Regions from separate parts of the Homo sapiens genome. Here region 2 is linked to region 1. A link is an interaction called in ENCODE POLR2A ChIA-PET data of the cell type or tissue named here. Cell type or tissue: HepG2. All regions are shown on one strand. Links, peaks and the distances in the headings refer to the core of each region. The heading gives the core; the rest is flanking DNA.

Region 1 (6,210 bases), core at 1,445-3,944:
AACTACTGCAAATACCAGAATTGACTATGATGAAACGGAGGCACAGAGCCTAAGCCTCTTGTTTGTTGTCATTTAGCAAAAAAATGAAGGATCTGAAGCCAGGCAGTGCCATTCCAGAGCCCTAACTTTCAAATGTCATATCTACAAGGTCTTACATTCAAATAACATTGTAAATTCAACAACAAAGAGACCAAGCTCCAAGTTTATTCAGCTATTTCTGCACAGAAGGCACCTGAAATGATCTGTGCCTGGAAACAAAAGGTAGAGGATGTAAGTGTATCATTCTCTATTTTATCCACAGCCCTCAGAAGCAGCTGGTCTGCCTGGCTTTACTCTCCATAACACTCCACAGAACAGTTTTGCAGTTCCCAGAGCTGTGCCTTCAATGGACACTAGGTTTCAGGTGACCAAAGATGCTATCAGAGAATATGACTTTCTCATAGGAGAGAATGAGTTTCCCGGTATGTTGGACCATCTCAGCCAGATATTTCTGTGTCAGAAACCCATCAGTAACACTCTAGACTGGAGATCAGCAAATAGATTCTGTAAAGGGCCAGAGAGTAAATATTTTAGGACTTGTGAGCCATATAGTCTCTACAACTAGTCGACTGTGCCCTTTTATCATCAGATAATACCTAATGAAGAGGCATGACTCTGTTCCAATAGAAATTTAAGAAAGCAGATGGGCTGGGCGCGGTGGCTCACGCCTGTAATCCCAACACTTTGGGAGTCCAAGGCGGGCGGATCACTAGGTCAGGAGATCAAGACCATCCTGGCTAACATGGTGAAACCCCGTCTCTACTAAAAATACAAAAAATTAGCTGGGCGTGGTGGCGGGCGCCTGTAGTCCCAGCTACTCGGGAGGCTGAGGCAGAAGAACGGCGTGAACCCGTGAGGCGGGGCTTACAGTGAGCCGAGATGGCGCCACTGCACTCCAGCCTGGGCGACAGAGCAAGACTCCGTGTCTAAAAAAAAAAAAAAAAAGCAAGCAGATGGAGGTCTAGCTGCCCAGCTGCTCTAGAGGAGAGGCTGTGTCTTATGTTTGTAATTTCAGCCCCAGCAGTAAAAATTGTCCCTATGTTGCCAAAGAGGAAATGAAAACAGAGTCACAGTCATTGATTTTTTTTTTTTTTTTTTTTTTTTTTTTTAGAAGGAGTCTCGCTCTGTCGCCCAGGCTGGAGTGCAGTGGTGAGATCTCGGCTCACTGAAGCCTCCCCCTCCCAAGTTCAAGCAATTTTCCTGTCTCAGACTCCCGAGTAGCTGGGAATACAGGCACACGCCACCACGCCTGGCTAATTTTTATATTTTTAGTAGAGACGGGTTTCACCATATCGGTCAGGCTGGTCTCAAACTCCTGACCTCAGGTGATCCGCCCGCCTTGGCCTCCCAAAATGTTGGGATTACAGGCGTGAGCCACCGCGCCCAGCCCAGTCATTGATTTTTGAAAAGGGCAGGCAAAGAACTAAAATCTGCCTGCCGATTGTATATTTTCACTTCTGGAGTGAGCCTCAATACTGTACTTCATGTTAGATCCGAACTAGTTGGAAAAATTAAAGCAAATACATAGTGAAAGGATCTGATCTTCACATGATCCAACCGGCGTTGGGTCTCAGCAAACCCAACTTTGCAGGTTAAATTCCACACATGAACTGTGGTTGAACTGGGGATGGTGGTGGTGACATCAAATCGCATTTCAGGTGCTCCCAGAGCTCGGAGTGGATGGTAGATCCTGTCTTTGCCCAATCTCAGCTTTCTGTGTCTCTTAGCTTCCTAGCCGAAGACCCCAAGGCAGGTTATAAAACTGGAAATAAAGTCTTGGTTTGCTCCTGTGAAATCATCCTTCGCAGACAGGTTTTGGTTTGGACCGGGGGATGCCTGAGGGTCTTATACAGACTGGGATTCAGTCACAGAACTACTAACTTGCAAAGCCTATTTCTTTCTTTCTTTTTTTTTTTTGGAGACAGAGTCTCGCTCTGTCGCCCAGGCTGGAGTGCAGTGGCACGATCTCTGCTCACTTCAACCTCCACCTCCCAGGTTCAAGCAATTCTCCTGCCTCAGCCTCCCGAGTAGCTGGGACTACAGGCGCACGCCACCACGCCCGGCTAATTTTTTGTATTTTAGTAGACACAGGGTTTCACCATGTTGCCCAGGCTGGTCTCGAACTCCTGAGCTCAGATAATCCGCCCGTCTCGGCCTCCCAAAGTGCTAGGATTACAGGCAAGAGCCACCGCGCCTGGCCTGCAAAGCCTATTTCTAACCAAAGTCAAGTCCCACACACTTGCCTCTAAATTGCGTTTTGCTCCTTTGTTATCCCAGGTTTTACAATTACAGAGCACTTGATGAGCCTGTTTCCACGTCTGTAAAATGAGGCGAAGTTCTTCACTGTGCTATTGCAGAATTAAGCCACTGGCTCTATAGGCAAAGTGCTTAGCACGGGCGTGGCACGCTGCGGGTGCACAGAAACGCTCGCTGCCACCCCACCCTTAACTACCGGGCACCCCAGCGCCCCGCCAGGGGCTGAAGAAACGTGGGAGGAAGCGGAGGAACGCGAAGGGCGTGTGCCCGCGAAAGGTCTCACGAGGCGTTTCGAGGTCGCCTCTTCAGGCTCGGCTGCCGACAAGGTGCCTCTGAGCTCACCCAGCCCAACCCGCGCACCCCGGGACCCCAAGACGGCAGCGGGCACAGCTGGGCAGCAGAGACCCGGGAACACCCACTTCCGCCACAGACCTGCTCAAAATAGCTCCTTCTGGCAGCGCGCAAGAAGTGGCCCGAGCCGGCCCCGGGGAGGCGGGGCCTGAGAGCAGACAACCCCCCCACTTCCGGCTCGCCTCCGTTCGCCACAGGCCCCGCCGCAGCCGCTCTTCGCCCCGGCCAGCAGGCCCGCCCCGCCCTCCGTGACGTCATTTCCGGCGTTTGGGCGGGGCCCGGGCAGGGCGCGCTGCCCGGAGCTGCCTGGGTTGCGCTGCCGGCCACGTCCCCGCGCCGGGCCTCAGGCTCCTTCCTACTGTCCGAGGGCCACCAGGCCGCCGGGGGCCTGCTGCGCCCGGGTAAGGGGCTCGCACTGCCGTCCGGGTAGCTGCTGTCAGGGCTCCCTGACTGGCTTGGGACTGAGAGACAGAGGTTGGGGGGCAGGAGGAGGGTTGGATGGGGGCACGAGGGGCAGTGGGAGAGTGAGTGGGGCTGAGAGAGGCAGGAGGAACGGGACAGGAGGAGCGGCGGATGGGGCACGCACAGAGTGCAAGACGCTGAGCAATGCAGGTACTGAAGAAGTCAACTGGGGGCCGAGCATGGCTGGGGGCCCAAGAGACAGGAGGAGGGAGGAGGGCCGAAGGGGGCCCAGACTGGAGAAGAGGCCGGCTTGTCCCATTGTGGGAGCAGAATGGGGACACTCTGGAAGGGGGCCGAATTTGTCCTGGGGTCTTTCCCGGGCAAGCCCAGGACGGGACTGGACCCCAAGAAGTGTCGCTCTTACTTGAGTGACACAGACCTATCCCCCAGACCCTCTCTCTACCTGGGTGGAGGTTGTGCATTGCCCCAGATTCCCTCCCCTGCCCATCTGTCTCCCTGCCTGCTTCCCCCGTGCGAGTCACTTAGTAGCCCCCGTGTGGCTGCTTAGCATGTTGACTTAATCGTTAGGCTGATAGGAGGAATCGGCCTCCACACGCATGGTTTGCCACCAGAAATAATCATCGTGCTTAGAAATCTGACTGTAATAACTTGCAGCTATCCCTCGCCCCAGGAAAATCTCTAACATTTCGATAAAATCAGCTAGGAAAATCTTTAAAATACAGATGTTTCCATTTATACAGTGGATCTGCCTAATGGACAAAGGAATGTCAGAGCTACCCACGTTCTTAGCAAAAACTAGGCCCTAGTATTTAGCTGTGTTACCAAAACTTCCAGAAACCTGGAAGCAAGCAAGGTAGTTAATGTAATATAATAAATGTCCAATGTTCTAGGTTCCCGTCTGCCACAGAGTCACATCCTTTGGACTACAGGACAATGTCTATATACACAAAGCCATAAGTCTGTGTTCCTTGGGCTTCTGCTACCAAAGTTCAGCCAGGTGACGTGTCAGGATTAGGTACCTGCAGTTTGCCCTGTATTTGTGTTTGCAGTTCCTACTCCTTGGTATCTGTAGCTTGCCTAACTTGGTGTGGGGGCCTGGCCATGTTGCGGCTGAGTGAGTCTTAATAGCCTGATAGAATGTGGGGGTAACAGCTGTAGTCCTTTACCAAGCTTCAGGATTGGTCTTTGGAACCTCTCTATGCCAGAAAAAAAGAATTAAGTTATTTCTTTCCCTTTTTTTTTTTTTTTAAGAGATGGGGTCTCACTATGTTGCCCAGGCTGAACTCAAACTTCTGGGCTTGTAATCCTCCCACCTCAGCCTCCTGAGTGTCTGGGATTACAGGCATGCAGCACCACGCCTGGAGTCCAGTTTTGTGTAACTTGCATAAAGTGCGCCACATATAACAAGCCAAGGTTCGGAACACAAGAATTCAGACAAGATGCCTTGGGAGGCATCTCGAGGTCATGAACCAGAAAAGGATAGGGAGGTTGACACCCAGGGGCATAGTTGGGGGTGCCTTTGTCATGGAGTGTCACATGGCTCAAGGGAGTATCCTGTTGCACCTTCCTTGCAGATCCTATGGGGAGCTGACCCCTGAAGAAGGGAGCTCCCAGTGCCAGCCTAACCTTCCGTCTTTCCATCTGCCCTGGTCTCCAACTTAATACAAACTTAATTCTCTCTCGCTCATTCCCCTCCTGCCCCTGGGGTCTCTTTTTTCCCATCTATTATGGTCTGAGACCCTGATCTACCCAGTCTCCCTGTACCACATAATAATGAGAATAACTGGTGGGGTCCCGAGACCCACATCCTAATTTTGGCTTGAAGCCTTTGCAGGGGAAACTGTTATTTTAAATGTTGTTAATGGTTTGTCCATCATGAGTCAACTTACATAGATGACCACAGGTTCCCGCATGGGATCTTGACATTTAGAATATTCTGTTGGAAAGTGGAGGCAGGACCATAGCAGAGGGATGAAGTCATAGGACAATGAAGGCCTGTTCTCGACTACACAGTGGCCAATTCCTGTTTCTGTGGGAGTGACCACCAGCCCCACCGGCTGGGAGGGAGTAAGTGGTGATGGTATCCAGCAGAAGTTTCCTGAGAAACCCGTGGAGTGTCCTGATATAGCCTTGTGGACCTGCTCCGTGTGTGTGCCCTCACCTTTGTGTGTGTGATTTTGCATGTGTATGTGTGTGCCTGTGTGAGTGCACATGTGTGGTGGCATGTGTGCATGTGCAGATGGACATATGTGCAGCTGTGCGCACACAAGCGTGTGTGACTAAGTGCATGTATGTGTGGCTGTGTGTGCACACGTGGGCATCTGTGTTGGGAGCAGGCCCATGGTGGTCCTTGATATCACCACCTACTGATAACCTTCCCATGATAAGAGGTGACGAGCTGTTTCTGTAATCTCCTGAGTACGCGTTAAATATTCATCAATGAGAGAAGCATTTGTGCCGGTTGACATCTTTGCATTATGGCTTTGCTCCTGGATTCCTCCGAAGTTTTGGTTGGCTCCTAGGAAAATGTCTCTCCTGATATATAGATCGTGTAGTCTCTCTAAATTATGGAAATCAGCATGTGAAACTGTATCAGGTGGGATAACTCTGTGCCTTTCTGCTTAGTGGCTTGAAGTACTTGAAGAAAATATGCTGTTTTCTTTCCTTGGAGCCTTTCAGAAATGTTTTCCAAAAGTGATACATGCTTGTTAAAAAAAAAAAAAGAAGGAAAGATATGAAGTAGAGAATGAAAATCACAGGTGAATCCATTCCCCAGGGATATTCATTAACATTCTAGTGCAAATCTTTCCAGACCCTTGAATAAATGTCCCTTTTAACAAAAATAGGATCATGGTCCACACGTTGCTGTGTAACCTGCCGTGTTCATTTACTGATGCATGCTATATATCTTCCCATGTCAATAAGTAGAGAGTTGTGTATTTTTAACAGTTGCCATAGTATTTTATATATGAATGGGGCCATACTTGACAGAACTATTCCAGTTTTTTACTCTTTCTAAATAATGCTGTGAGAAATATCTTTGTAGATCATCTTTGGACCTCTGTCTGAGTGCTTCCTTAAAAGAAACTGCAGTAGAAGTTGCTGCATTGGAAGTCGTTGTTGTTTTTTGTTTTGTTTTTT
Region 2 (6,210 bases), core at 2,119-4,618, 56 kb before region 1:
AGAGAAAGCCTGGAGCTGCACCCCCAAGGTCTGTGTACATCAGGTGCTACAGAATAACACCACCTCTTCCAGCTTGGCCCCCACCTGCCCTCTCCCAGCCCAGTCACCCAGACAGCACCCCACTCCCCACACACACCTCACATCTGCCCGCCTCACACTCACCAGCTTCGGCTCTCAATGCAACCTGGAACCTGCCCTTGGCCTCTCAGCTCAGCCACCCCCATTCCTGTTGGCCCCTGGCCCCCCATCGAATTCTCTCTAATCCTAATGCACACACTTGCACACTCAAACACACACACACACACACACACACACACACAGCCCAGAGGAAAACCATAATTGACTGAGGTCCAGGCAAGTTTCCCGAGCAGGGACCACATTTCAAAGGTCAGGGAAGCAGGCGAACAGGAAACATACAGGGGGCACGTTTGGGGGTGGAGCAGGAAATAAGAAATCACTTGCAAAAGATAAAAAGAAAATGAGGTAGCTGGTTTCAGACACCTCGGAGCACACAGAACAGGACAGGCGCCTCCGGGTCTTCCCTCAACAGGGAGATGGGCCAGGCAGGTCCCTGCTGCTCCACCGCAGAGCTGGGGGCTATGGCCCTGACACCAAGGCCCTGGGGCAGGCGGGGAGGCAGCTGTTCTCCTGCCTGTGCTCCCGGGCAGGGCCTGGCCCCACAAGGGAACTGGCCGAAGGCTCTGCTTGGCTACTCCGGAAAGTCCTGGGAGACAAGCAAAGGACTTGCTAGGTCACTCCAAACGGCCCAGATGTGACAACTGTGAAGAAGCCACACCAAAGCAAGGTGACAGAACAGTGTTGGTGACGTCAGGTTATCAGCTTAGGCACAACTCCACTTACCCGGACTCACCCGTAACCTGCCGTCTCTTCCCAACCAGTAAAGGATGCCTAGGTAGAGGGGCACAAGGCCTGGAGCATAATTACCATTTTAAAGGCTCTGAGAAGTCCTGCGGTGAGGAAGCCTAGTTCACTTTCTCTCCCCTAGGATTTCCCAACTGCGCCTGATCACAGAACATTTTTTCATTTCCACTCAGGAAACATATTTTGAAAAACACTGGCCTAGAGGCAGAAGTGAAATGGAAAACACAAAAGTAAAACTGAACAGGAGGCACTGGGCAGAGAACGGTCAGAGGCGCCCTGAATCCTGGACCGGTGGAGATCCCCAGCTTGGCATGCTCCCCTCCCTGGGCCCAGACCGCCTCCCCCCATTTCCTGGATAAGAAGGCTAATGCGCATCAGGGTGAAGGGCTTGCCTGGGCTACACCCCCAGGCTCGCCCCACACCAATCGCGCTCCTGCGAGAGCCAGTGACTTTCTTGATTTGGCTACTGTGGAATTGTTTGCAACTAACCACCCCAGATACAGATACAAATGACAGGATGATCAGATGTAAAGGACCCACAGGTCTCTGTGATACGGCTTCATGCAGCCAGCATGGCTAGTGCCGTGCAGAATGAGAATGACCCCAGGCAAGTCCTTGCCTCCCAGACCCAGAACCCCATGGAGCCCACCAGGGCTGGTTCACAAGCACTGTCTGGGTCGGGCAGAGATTCCAGCAAGAGGAGGGAACATCCATGCACCGGAGCCAGTTACCAGAAGCAAATCGCCTCTTCCAAAACCCAGGCTATTAATGGAGTCCACTGTTGAGTGGAGCTGGGGTCTAGCTATGGAATACTGCACAGCAGAGATCTTCCTGAGAGAAAGCAGTTTTCCCTGAAAGCCATGTGTCCTCCACTAACTGTGTTTTAATTGGGCGAACGTCTGTATCTCATTGCAGTGGCCGCGCATGTGCTGACAAGGGGCTGGGGGCGGGGTGGGGAGCAGAAGCTCAGGGGCCTGGGAGGGAAGGAAACAGGCCACCAGGGCTCCCCAGAAGGCATGTATCTCTCTCACAAACACACGCATGCACACACACGTGCACACATACTCTGCAAGCCCTGAGTTAGCAACTGTGGAATGTGACCAGCTCAGTGATCCCAGGACAAGCTGCTAGGGAATATGACATTTGATTGATGTCTGCAAATGTGCGTTTTCACTAATTAGAAGGTTTAGGGCAGAGCAGAGAAAAATATGTATTTCAGAGTCCCAGTTTGACCTGCCAGAAACCAGCCCATTACTAACATTCTTATTTTCAACAAAATATAGCATTCTGATTACATACCATCTTGGTTCCACGCCTCCTGCCTTGCCAAGCCCCCGGAAGCGGCCCAAGGCCATGGCAAATAGTGAGAGAAACAGTTCCAGGGTGGAGACTGACTCAGGGGTGTCAGTCAGTGGGGCGCTGATGGCCGGTGGGAGGCCAGCAGTCATCACCCTCTCCTTGGGACAGTTGAGTAGCTCTCCCCCAGGGTCATGTGGCCACTCAGGTTCATATGGGAGGCGAGAGGAGTGGCAGAGTCCAGGAGAGTGGCTCCGAAGTCACTGTTCCCTCCAGGCCTCAGTGTCTTCATCCATTAAATGGGCAGGCTGAGGTCTGGGATGACAAGGAGGGCTTGCACTTACTGAAACCCATGGGAGGCTGTTCGCCGATTTCTTTTATTGATGGAAGAAAACACTCGTATAATTCAAGTACCAATTAAAAGGCAGGCACTGGAACCACCGTCTGCCAATTCCTAGTTTTGCCTATACCAAATTTGAGCAAGTTAATTGACCTCTCCCAGCCTCAGTTTCTTCGTCTGTAAAATGAGGGTAGGGATGGCCCCCAGCCCACAGGGCAGCTGGAAGGATTAAAGAAATCAAACATCTCTTAGAGCCCACCTGGCACACTGTGATACACAACAAATGTTAGCTATTTTTGTCTATGAAGTCTAGATTTTATATCTTGGGTGTTCTAAAGCAGGATACATTTATTTAAAAACAAGGATTTTCATTAAACACGTACCCCACAGACAGCAACCCCATGGAGACTGCTCTTAATTCAGGCCAGTATCGAAACGACTCTAACTACAAGCTTTATACAGGTCTCTTGGCTGTCCTTCAAATCCAACTAAGGTGGTACTTCTGAAGCACTGTGCACATGTGTGTGTGCATGCACACGTGTGGGAAGGGCGGGCTCACGGATCCCTCAGGTACCCCACCCACGCAGTCTCAAGTCACAAAGCGACAGAGCAGCCGAGGAAGGTCTGTGCCCCACTGGACCCTCGTGAAGCCACCAACTCTACCTCTGCGCCGTGTCCTGCAGACTGGGCTACCCTTTGGGTGGGGACCAGCATTTGATGCAAGAAAGGCAGACAGAAAAGGAAAAGGGCAAGTTCGACTCCAGATAACACAGACAGTACCAAGCCCCAGGGTCCATAAATGCCACGCAGATGGAAGCATTTACTGCGAGGCCACACAGCAAACGCACGGATCCAGGGACGGAGGTGCAGACTGCGGTGCCCCTGAGCCATGACCCTGCAAATTACCACCATGGGAAAGGAGGCTGCCAAACCCCCCGACAGTCGGCTGGGCTGGCACAGACTCGTGGTTTCCATCGAGGTGGGAGGAGGTGGGACGTCCCAGCCCCTCCCCCATGCCCACTGCAGAGGGAAGCGGCCGTTTCCCCTGTGTGGTTACAAAGGTCTCATTGTTCTTCCTCACAGGGAGGAAACTGGAGGACCGAGCTCAGAACGCATTTTAGAACTGGCAGAAAAGAACATCTGGGGAAGGAAACACATTTCAGAAACAAACATACCTTTGTACCAGCTTTTATTTTCTTTAAGTGTTGAAAAAATAATAATAATAAAGACATGCCAAATTTATCATCGCTCTACAAAATCCCTTTATTGAGCAAAACGTGGCAGCTCTACTTTCAAATGATCTACTGTTCCTGGAAAATTGCAGCAACGTGGATGCCAAGGCCCGAAGGCCGCCATCAGCAGCCAAACAAAAGATGCCACCTCGGGCTCCGCGACACTGTACCATGCCAGGGAACTGGACAGATTTGGGGAATGCCACGGTTTGCCTTTAACCCCTTGCCTCCTGGTCTCCTGATGCATCTCAGAGGCTAACATTCTTTGAGGAACTGGCATTTCTTAGTTGTAAATATGCATGTGGGTTTGGGAGCTGCCTGCAAAGTCCAGTGTTGACGATCAGCTTTGATTTCCTTGGAATCAAGTTTACGTGTCGAGTCTGGAAGTTAAGAAGAATTTGGAGAAGCTGAGCACTATGGTGTTGCAGGCCCTGGGTGAACTCTTCCACCAAGCATTCATTGTGGACTGACAGCGTGCGAGGGGCTCTGCAGGCAGGTGCACAGGACGAAACACATTCCGTCCGGGGGAAACCTGCAGGAAAGCTCCCTCTTCTTCCTAAGGTGCCGGGCCTAGCTTCATGGGTCCCTACCCTCCACGCCTGTCACACTTTCTGAGTCTCATGTGGGAGCTGCTTCTGGTTCCTGACTTCACTCAGTCCTCATAGGAGGTGGAACTACTGTCACCCCATTTTACAGATGGGGAGACTGGGCACAAGGGGACCAAGAAACCAATGCAAAGTCACACTTGTGGGATCAGTGACAGGGGAGATCAATTCCCAGGTTCTTTCTGCAAGAGTTAAATTGTTTTCATGCTGCCTAAGGGGGGGCAACTGAAAGACCACTGCATATCTTTGCCAAAAGGGTCAAGCACAGGAGCCGCAGCCAGTGGGTCAGATCCGCAGAGGCGCTGGGGTGACCCTCCCCATACCTGGAGGGATGCTTGTCCCCTCCTGGCCTTCACTGGGTCCCCTCATGACCGTGGCCTCCCAGGACCTCAGCACAATCCCGGTCCTGTGCTCCAGGACAAGCCCTCCGTCCCCGAGACTGTGAGGAAATGGAACGAAGAGGGGCTCGCTGCAGCCCAGCACCCACACTGCCCCTTCTCAGGGGCAAGAACCGTCCTGGAGGACTTGGCTTTGGAGGGGGAGCCTGGGAGGCCAGTAAGTCAACAAGCCTCTACTGCTCATGGGTGGGATCCCACCGCAGGCCCCCACCTGCTGGGGCGGGCAGGGACGGGCGGCACAGCTTGGCCAGGGCAGATAACCCCCACCTTGGCCAGGGCGAAGGCAGGACACGTGGGCTCCAGCCTGGCCCCACCATCCCTGCACAACACTGGGCAAAGTCCACGTTCTCCTCAACTGGGTGTTGACATCTGCAGGACAGGGGCATGGAGGTACAGAGCGCTGAAGCCACACAGCAACCTAGGAGCGAGACTCCATGCCTCCCCGGGGACCCCTCCCCACCATGAGGACCATGAAGGCTTCCCATATGCCGCAAGGACTCTGGTGTGGAGACACACGTCTCCTACACAGCCAGGCCTAACGCTCTTGTAACTGGGTGGTCCCACCTGGGCTCACAGCTGGAGGGCCAGGAGCTCAAGGCTTCGCAGGGTCTGCTCTCATCCCAGAGGCGATGGGGAGCCACAGCAGGCTGCAGGAGAGAGGGTGGGCCCCCTCCACTTCAGAGGCCCCATCTGGCCCACAGACTGGAGAGCACATCTCTCAGCAACCACGGAGCGCCAACTGCGCACAGGGCCTGGTCGTCAGAGCGGGGCAAAGGCACTGACCGTCACGGCCAGGGCGAGGGAAGACGGGTGGGCAGGGACCTTGGGCAGAGGGGGAAGAACCTGGTGCCCAGGCTGGCCCTGCCTTCAGCAGTGAAGCTGAGTGGGGAGGCGCTGATGCAGGGGGCCAGAAAGGGCTGCTGGTCAGCCGGGAGGAGCCCCCCACAGAGGAAGCAGCCAGCCCAGACGCAGATGGCAGGGTCCCCTCAACAATGTCCTCTGAAAAGGAGAGGCGGGGACTGCTCTGGTGACACCTACAAATAGATAGTCAGCCCTCAGCCCCCTGCCATACTTCTGACAAAGCAGAGGCCCCCAGGGGAGGCGCACCCGAAGGTACCTGCACCTGTCCCCCAGACTCCTAGAGCCCACCTGACCCCATCCCACCAGGGCTCCAGCTACAAAATAAATGCCGAGGCCAGCTAGGCAAGGACGCACACTCGGTACCGACTGAATAGGCTCCACGTTGTCATGAGCGCAACCCACAGGCCACCAGGCCACACTATGCAGAGCTGAGATGGTTTCGGCCAAGCAGCCTCTCAGCTGAGCTGAACAAGTCCAGAGTCCCCGGGGGGTCGTCACTATGGAGTAACAATTGCGATGCGATGGTAACCCTAACAGCTAACCGTCACTGAGCCAGGCCCTGAGCTAGGTACTTTTCAACGCTGCCTCTCTGCAGC

What was found. Peaks named below come from ENCODE experiments on the same cell type or tissue, not always from the same donor. Only the 100,000 strongest peaks of a DNase experiment are listed, where the experiment ranks them.
Region 2: POLR2A ChIA-PET joins it to region 1 with 20 read pairs; 18 of 35 experiments call an interaction of 5 or more read pairs at or near these places.

The regions. Positions count from the first base shown.
Region 1 is chr11:68,268,694-68,274,903 of GRCh38, reverse strand. C11orf24 (chromosome 11 open reading frame 24) reads left to right here and starts at 2,931. Exons shown (of 4, transcript NM_022338.4): 1 at 2,931-3,047. It overlaps LOC105369363 (a long non-coding RNA gene), which reads right to left and starts at 2,802. Exons shown (of 3, transcript XR_950248.3): 1 at 2,728-2,802. RefSeq lists silencers at 795-854, 2,734-3,133 and an enhancer at 1,968-2,822. In HepG2, for the core only: a CTCF peak has its summit at 3,599; DNase peaks (open chromatin) are centred at 2,833 and 3,593; H3K4me3 peaks cover 2,221 bases.
Region 2 is chr11:68,325,854-68,332,063 of GRCh38, reverse strand. All of the region lies in intron 1 of LRP5 (LDL receptor related protein 5), which reads right to left. LOC124900302 (a long non-coding RNA gene) reads right to left here. Exons shown (of 2, transcript XR_007062749.1): 1 at 5,969-6,210; 2 at 3,757-5,505. LOC124902698 (a long non-coding RNA gene) reads left to right here. Exons shown (of 3, transcript XR_007062748.1): 3 at 3,602-3,708. Among named protein-coding and RNA genes, the nearest start is that of LRP5, 16 kb to the right of the region's middle. RefSeq lists enhancers at 3,389-3,683, 3,132-3,709. In HepG2, for the core only: no CTCF peak of the experiment used is centred there; a DNase peak (open chromatin) is centred at 3,573.